Linked DNA regions of Homo sapiens: region 1 is linked to region 2. The links are chromatin loops, found by intact Hi-C in ENCODE. Cell type or tissue: prostate gland. All regions are shown on one strand. Links, peaks and the distances in the headings refer to the core of each region. The heading gives the core; the rest is flanking DNA. Region 1 overlaps ANKFN1 (ankyrin repeat and fibronectin type III domain containing 1). Region 2 overlaps ANKFN1 (ankyrin repeat and fibronectin type III domain containing 1).

What was found. Hi-C counts contacts between places; a loop is a spot of excess contacts. Peaks named below come from ENCODE experiments on the same cell type or tissue, not always from the same donor. Only the 100,000 strongest peaks of a DNase experiment are listed, where the experiment ranks them.
Region 1: it touches region 2 in a loop (1.9-fold over the local background); 1 of 110 quality-filtered maps calls a loop at or near these places.

The regions. Positions count from the first base shown.
Region 1 is chr17:56,222,469-56,226,872 of GRCh38, forward strand. All of the region lies in intron 2 of ANKFN1 (ankyrin repeat and fibronectin type III domain containing 1), which reads left to right. Among named protein-coding and RNA genes, the nearest start is that of ANKFN1, 71 kb to the left of the region's middle. RefSeq lists an enhancer at 1-394. In prostate gland, for the core only: no CTCF peak of the experiment used is centred there; no DNase peak of the experiment used is centred there.
Region 2 is chr17:56,160,746-56,165,149 of GRCh38, forward strand. The region is part of intron 1 of ANKFN1 (ankyrin repeat and fibronectin type III domain containing 1); the gene reads left to right. Among named protein-coding and RNA genes, the nearest start is that of ANKFN1, 9.5 kb to the left of the region's middle. In prostate gland, for the core only: no CTCF peak of the experiment used is centred there; a DNase peak (open chromatin) is centred at 2,506; H3K27ac peaks cover 1,295 bases.

The DNA.
Region 1 (4,404 bases), core at 248-4,247, 62 kb after region 2:
AGGAAAGAACAACACAATCAGAACAGGTGGCTGTCTGTGAGATAGTCTTAAAGAAAGAAAGACAAAGGACACTAAAAGAGTATAATGCAAATTCCTAGGGAGACTAGGGAAATTATTACAAAGGAATGATCGGAGAAAAAGAGAGTTCTTGAAACTCAAAAATATTGCTGAAAACTGAATAAGGTATCTTGAAGTTCAGGTGGAAGATTAGCACACAGAGAAGAAAAACTTGAAGAAATGGAAGTTATGCATGCTAAGTGAAAAATACACATAGAGGACACATCTTATTGTTGATAGAGGGTGAATAGTTTCAACCTTCTTGAAGAGTGATTTGCACAACCCATCTAATAGTAAGCTGCATCTACCCTAGTATAAAGTACTTGCAATTCTAAGAACTACTTTAGAGTATAAGACCACACGTCTAAAAGTAAATGTTCAAAATGCTTGGTCATTACAAGCCCACTGTAATTGCAAAAAATTACTAACAACCTAAATGTCTATGAATATGGGATTTGTTAGGACATGTCCATAAATGGAATCCTACTTAGCCACTAACAAGAATAAGGAGATCTCTATATACTGACTTGGAATCTGTGTCCACAAAAATACCATTAAGAGGATAAAAGCATATTATAGAAAATTATCTAGCATGAGCTTGTTTTTGTTATAAAAATTTTCATGACATACATATCTATGGATAAAAGTTTATATGCTTATGCTTTCATAAGCATAAAAATATTTAGAAGGATAACCTCACATGCTGTTGATAGAATTACTTCTGGAAAACGGGGGTGTTGGGCAAAGCGTTCACTTCTTTGTGTGCTTCAAAATAAATCTGTGCAGTTCTGAGTTCTTTTACTTTATTTAAGTGGGTTTTTAAATATTTTCTAAATGTTTGATAATGAAAATTGCTTATTTCGATTACAAATATTTTTAACTGTTAAAAAGGTATAAAGAAATCAAAACACAAGGAGTCATTTATAAATAAACACGCTAAGTCAGTGGAATGGTTCACCAAGGCCTCAGCAAAGGCACAGAGTCAAGGCTAGGAAAAAACAAAAAACAGCAAAATTCCAATACCGTAGGAGAAGCCATTGGCAGTGTTTATAAAATCAGTAAAATACGAGTGAGGCCAAGGGATTAAAAAGCAACTGTGAGAAAAATTATTAGAAGTCATGAAAAACAATCTGATATCACTTTTTAAAGTTGAGCTCATTGTGGGTCAAATCAGAACCCACAGAGACAAAAGAGGTCATGTCCCCCGATTATAACCATTTAAGGAACTAGTACAGAATATTTTAATCCAATGGATGGTACCGTTCTTTGTACAATAAGTTTTCAATTTGGACTTAATGAAGACAACATAACTGTCACATAGTAAGCACTAGGATTGGGCACGTTCTCTTCCAAATGCTTTATATGTATATCCTCCAATAAGCACAACAATCTTAGGAGAAGTACAGTGCTACTCTTATTTCTATTTTACAGTTGAAGGCCTTGAGACTTAGACAGATTAAGTAACTGGTCAGAGGTCACACTGGAGGTTGGTGGAAGAATCGAGACTTGAACTCCTGGCCCTCTGACCTTGCTTCTGCCCCCAGAGTGGGGGTCATGGGCAGAGCCCCTACAACTCTTGACATCACATCCCTATGCCTTCATCACATAGTCTTGGCTTTTAAAGAACACTTGATCAAAGCAAAGAGGAGATACACTATTCATAAATTATTTTTATTGTCTGATCACTGGCATATTCTATCTTAAATAAAACCTTCATTCTTAAATTAATTTCACAGGTAATTTACGTGGTTACCTATACTCCTGAGAATCAGTGGGATAGAGAATAGGTAGTCCTACCATAGCATTAAGTAAGTAAAATTAACATAAAATAGAATTAATTCAAAATTCAGAATAAGAGTACAGTAGCCACCTCATCTCAACATTCATAATCTTGAACATATAGGAGCTAGATTATTGTGTATCATAAAGAGGAATAGGTATATAGAAGATTTTACTCCATAGGTTACATTATACAATTATACTCGCATTGATGCAACTTTTTACAAACCATAAACATTTTAAATAACTGACAACTCAAGCCAGATAGCCTAATCAGCATAGAACACTCAGAAATTTCTAAGTGATCTTATTTTCTAATGAGTGTCAATTGTAGGTTACAGATGACAACCAGATGGGATCAACCACAGGAACCAGGGTGAGAAGTTGAGATCAATGAATGGTATGAAGAATCCCCTGGTTGAGCACTTGGTTTAAAGATAAGATGTTCTCAGAAGAGATCACAGACAGAGATGTATCCTCAGTGTTCAGCACAGTTCATATGAAAGTGGATTCCAGCAAAGAGACCAAAGAATGTGTCCAAGGGCTTCGGTCAAAGTCTGTTCTGTATGAACCTTGCTACTGAATCAGGCACATGTCCTACTGTGATCCGAGGAGGGTAACCTGCTGGCCATGCAGATCTTCTGAGGTGGGCATAGCACAGGGCAGAGCCGGGATGTACCTCACATCTCCCCTGAGGTGGGAGCAGAGAGACTAGGCTTCCCTAGCTAAAGTCTTCTAGGATCCACATAAGAAGATCCCCATTTATGATCTCTTAAAGACCCTTGTGTGGTGAGAGAATGGTCTCTGCCAAAGTATATGCAAATAATACAAATGGTGGTCCCTCAAGTGAGCCAGTTCCTCCTGCCCAGGGTCTTGCACTCAGTGATGTTCCCTTGCTTGGTCTGCTCCACATTCCCCATCTGCCTTCTTATGTCCTGCTCTAGCGTAAGAATAATATCTCCCTAGGGTTATTATGAGGAATTAACTGCTCAGTACATTAGGAGGTTCTTGATGCATTAAGCACTCCATATTATTAACTATTATTATTAAATATGAATTTTTTACCAGATGCTATTTCAATGCTTCCCCAAATTAGACTTCCTGGACCTTTCTATCTGGATTGATTACCCAATTCCATCTTGCCTCCTCACTGGCCACTGTTGTAACTTTGTGTTATATTGTGATGTGATCCCTCTAAACTGTCCAATTGTCCCTCCAACCAGACAGAGGTTAATCACGAGGGGAGGGGATGTGTTATTAGGGCCCAACACAGTGCCTTGCACATAGTAGGCACTCAATAAGCATTCAGTGAAGGAGTTAATAATTTGAAGGCCTCTCTTTCTCCTTTAAGAATTCAGGTTTTTCTTTGTCTGTTGTGGAAATAAGCTTTAAAAAAGCAGAGGTGAGTTTTTATGTAACTCTCTGGTCTGAAAAAGCACACTGCCACAGTATGCTTAACAGCTTGATTTATTTTGTACCTCAAGAAAAATGATCAGTAACATTGAATTGAATAGATACATAATGCAGTCTCAAGGACATCCCTGAATAGTTTTCAAAGTAATCAATGATATTGCTGTGAAAATGTTGCCCAAATGAAGAGTTCTTGTCCAATGAATCTGTGAAGTAATAGACAGATAATTTTCTTTGTGAATACTTTTGTGGCCAAAGAACGCATTATGTGAGGCAGCAGTAAAAACTTTTCTCAGTAGGTGAGAATGTTCCAAATTTGTTTCCTAGCAACAGGTTCTTCAAAGGAGCTGAAGGGTACACAATTTCAGAAGAATTTTCAGTGGACTTTTTTTTTGTTTGGAAGGGCAAGGGGTGGGAGGAAATGTGTGTCAGGTTGTGATCAGAACAGTGTTCCAGTTAGTGCCACATGTGAGATCTTGTTGGGTCAAACTATAGAATAATAACTAACAACTAATAATAATAACTTCTTCCAGTTAGTGACACATGTGAGATCTTGTCGGGTCAAACTATAGAATCCATCTAAGAAATTCAGTCCAATAAAAATGTATCAACCTCTTACCTGTATAAAGAGGAATTATCTGTATTATTTATGGGCCCAGAAATTTAATAATTTAACAATTTGTCAATCCATGAGCCCCACTCCTAACCACCTTCACAGATAGTAAATGAGGAATTAGGTGGCTTGCTAAAACACGTAGAGATTTTTTAATAAGGATGTTGATTGGAGATATTGAGTAGTTGGAGGAATGAAAATTGGAGAAAAGCAATCTGGATGAGGAATTTGGGACAAGGATATAGCTTTGACTGTCACAAATGGAGACATCTTACCCAAGCAAAACCTCCATAGCTACCTTCCCAGCTCCCATTTCATGGATTTATCATATGTTCTTAATTTGGTTTTACAACTTGGCCTTCTGATAGTAATAATAACAGCAGTAACAACACCAGGTGGAATTGGAGAGAGTGCTGGAGAGAGGAAATACAATAAGTCTGGTTGGCTAGTTCAATGGCTTAAGACTTTCATCATTTTCTTGCTTCTGGTTCACGCTGACATTAGGAGGACTTTATCTAACTATTTTATATATATTATTTTATTTA
Region 2 (4,404 bases), core at 111-4,110:
ATGCCTATTGATTTATTCTGAAATTCCAGTCTTGGTAGAGACTGCTGCCAAAGCTCACACCCTCCAGGCTCAGAAATAAAACAGTAATGATACCTTAGAGGTGAAGAAGGAATGATCAAATAAATCAAAGTTCTAAACCCAGGAGAAGACAAGAGACAGTGGCACATAGTGCACAGGTTCTAATGCTGTTGAACCTTGGGGTGTGAAGTTGTTCTGTTTTGATAACTATTTTGAAAAAACCAGAGGGCTCTTTTGGCCTCTAATACTTGAGATGGTGGTGATGCCAAAGGTCAAATAGAATTAGAGGAGATTTGTATGCCACTTTAAGAACTATAAAGGTTGCTGGAGAGTTTCCTAGTCTCATTCAACCTCGGTTTCCTCCTCTGTAAAATAAAGATTGTAATAGTATCGACCTCAGAGTTTTGCTGTAAGGATTAAATGAGATTATGCATTAAATTGCTTAGCATAGTATAAATACAGCAAATTCTATCGTGGTAGTATCATTAGGGTTAACAGGATTCAGAATAACTTTTCTCATTGTCTTAAGGTTTGGCATTTACTATAGAACTTGTTCTTGTTTACTAATTGAGAAATGTACCTGAAGGGGTCCTAGTAACTGCGTTCAGGGAAGATAGTCATTATTTCCATTTCGTATCCCACTCTGTATTACTTTGATATGAAACTCGTACACAGTAGGTACTCAATAAATACTTCCTGATTTAAAAATTCTAGGTTTAAATGAAATTTGCTTGAGCTGCTGATACAAACTTATACAGGCTGTATATAATGCAATTTGTTGATATATGAAATAACTAATTTCCAAATTTCTGTAATTCCCCACATTACTCAGAACATCTTTTTGTTTGATGAAATCAGCTAACATAATGTGTGACACGTATATGCTTAATAAACATTTATTGAATGATGAATTATTGCATAAACCCTATAGAGGATTAAAAGAGACCTAGACAAGGAAAAGATTTTACATTAAAAAAAATTAACTTTTCTCTTAGATTTCAGTAAAAAAAAAAAATTCATGAATTGAATTAGAAATATAATTGCTTGCAAGCTATAGAAAATGTGTCTTCCTAACTTAAAAGAAAATAATTTGTAGAAGATTTGGGACAGTTCTCAGGGTCTATGGGAATGCTGGACAACCATGCTTGCCAAAATGCAGGATGCAGGCAGCAACACAGATGTGAGAGCAGAAACTTTACCAGCTTCACTGATCAGCACCATGAGTAAGTTTCTGTTGTTATTTTCATCCTAGTTCCACTTCAAAGTCAAAATCCCAGAAAAGAGTCTGATTGGCCTAGCTTGGGTCACATGTCCACCCCACCCCCAAGTGTAGTCAGGGCAGGGGGTCTTATTTAGAGTCTCACCAAGAATACATAAAACTAAGGAGAGGTAGTTCTCCCCTACCTAAAAGAAGTCAGGATTCTGTAACCAAATTTAAAATGTCCACATTATAAACTTAATAATATCTATACATAATAAGTATGCATCTATGTTTATTTGCTTAGGGCCGCCTCACAAACTACCATAGACTGAGTGGCTTCAGCAACCGAAATTTATTGTCTCTCAGTTCTGGAGGCTGGAAGCCCAAGATCAAGGTGTCAAGAGGGTTGGTTTCTTCTGAGGACTATGAGGGAAGGGTCTGTTTTAAGCTCTTCTTCTGGCTTATAGATGGCCATCCTGTCGTTGGGTCTTCGTGTGGTCCTTCTTCCATACATATCTGTCCACATTTCCTCTTGTTATAAGGACACAGTCATATTGGAGTAGGGTCCACTTTAATGACTTTGTTTTTTAACTTAAGTACTTCTTTAAAGACCCTATCTCCAAATAGAATTATATTCTGAAGTACTGGGGTGTGGAAATTCAACATATGGATTTGGGTGAGGGAACAAAATTTAGGCTGTAACTGCATGTTGTAAACACAAATGAGTGGAAATATCAATTAGCAAACACCTATTTTATCTATAACACTTTTAGTAAAAATGGAGTAATCAGCCAGGCGCAGTGACTCACGCCTGTAATCCCAGCACTCTGAGAGACTGAGGCGGGTGGATCACCTGAGGTCAGGAGTTTGAGACCAGCCTAGCCAATATGGTGAAACCCTGTCTCTACTAAAGTACACAAATTAGCCAGGCATGCTGGCAGGCGCCTGTAATCCCAGCTACTTACGAAGCTGAGGCAGGAGAAGAGCTTGAACCCTGGAGGCAGAGGTTGCAGTGAGCCGAGATCGCGCCACTGCACTCCAGCCTGGGTGACGAGAGTGAGACTCCATCTCAAAAAAAAAAAGAAAAAAAGAAAAAAAAAAGAGTAATCACTTAGTAAAGTCTACAGAGTTATTTAACATTCCAAACTTGCTGGTTGAGCTCACCAGAACAGAGATAAACAGGTTTTTCTCCCCCAGCCCGTTCTTTCTCTTTTAAACCCATACTTGAACCTTAAGAAATGAAAGTTGGTAAAACCCTTTCTAACCGAGGTGCCAGTTTTGCCTATAACATTGTTCACAGAGATTTTTCTAAGAGCAGAGCCAAGCAGAAATGACTCATTATTACCTCCACTACGCATACAGATTTTCATTTGGACACTAGCCACTGTTTAAACTTGACACTGTCCAGCCTCGAGCAATACATGAAGCAAGTAATAGTCATGTAGCGGTGCAGAAAGCCCTGGCTGGCTCCTGGGCTATCTAGCTTGCTTCCTAAAACTTCCAGCTCCCCTGGTTTATAATTCTGTGATTCACATTTTCTCAGCACACATACCTGTGGGCTTCTTCCATGACCCATGCCGACTTTCATACTTCCATACCTATGTTTCCTTGGAAAGATGTGCCCTTGGCAACAGATTTCTACTGACCAAGGAACTGAGAGGTAGCTTACTCCTGAAAGTTTAGAGGTAGTTTATGCTGTTGACATCTTTGTAGGGGGAAGAGTAGCACAGCAGAGGCCTGCCCATCAATGGGAACTCATCCATTTAGCTCTACCTAATAGTGTTTGACTTCTTTTTCCTTCCCTTCCAATGCCTGTGAATATTAATCCATCAGACTTAGAAGACAATCTGAACAAACACACAAGCTACATGACTGAAGGTGCCAACTCCCATCTATGAGGGAGAAAGCATCTAGACACGCAGAACAGTTTTGGTTTATTACTCTTTCCTCAGTGTAGGCGTAATGTGATGTGTTTTGTGTGGTGTGTGTATTTTGGTGTTTGTACACATCATCATGGAATTTGGGTAAATCTGCATCAGCAATAGCAGGTGTGACTTTGGTGTAAAAAGTAATCCCCCATGTGAGTCAAACAGTAAAAATGTGGACCCCCAAGGCCTCTCATGATCTGTCTTCCATCCATATCTCCAGTCTTGTATTTTATTCCCCTCAACTCTGGCCACATACTCCACTCACCTTGCTTTTCCACCCTTCTGTGCCTTTGGATCTGCTGCTCCCTTGGCCCAGAAAGACCTCCGTTGCATTCCACCCTCCTCTACACCTAGATGACTTCTACTCATGTGTTACATTTCAGCCTAGATGCCAGATCCTCTGGGAATACTCTGCCCATCTCCCTACTCCTTGGTCTCAGTCAGATGCCCTTCCTCAACACGCCATAGTTCGCTGCCCATCTCTACTGGATCTGTTCTCATGTTGTACCCTAATTCATTGTGAGTTTGTCTGTTTCTATCGAGACTCTGTGCTGCTTGAGGGTGGGGACTGTCTATCTCACCTCTTATTCTCCAGCCCGTAGCACAGTAGCTGGCACATGATTAATGTTTACTGGCTAGATCAATGATTTAATGAAGAAATGAATTAATTAAGTGAAAAAAAGATTTAGAGACACAGCTTTCTTAATATCAACAATCTGGAAGTTCTGGAAGCCTCTTTATTTGAAAATAGCAAAGTCTTTTTAACACAGTCAAATGCCCCCAAGATTCCAAGTTGAAAATTGTCTGTGACCTGTAGATTATTCTTGGGGCCTCTTATCATAAAGTTCAGCCAGTTTCTCAGGATAATGCATCAATTTGTTTCTCAATAGAAATCTGTTCTGTCAGTTGAAAATACTTGATGGTGATAACTATTGGACAAGCCACACTGGAAAATAAAATCCAGTTCAGACTGCCAAAATTATAACCTACGAAGAAGAAATGGTAGTATACACAAAATGCTCATTGTTATGGTGTAGTGAAAAGTACACTGGATTTAGAGCCAAAAGGCATCAAACCTGGTCCCCATCATTTGCTAGTTAGGTGGCACTGGACAACTTAGTTAATGTTTCAGAGCCCACCTAATTTGCTTTTCATCCTGTAAAATAGGTTCACTCCAGTTGCCTTATGAACTTTAAGCTCTGTGTCAGTATCATGGAATGAAAATTGATATTGCTTGAGTAACTGCTACGTGCCTTT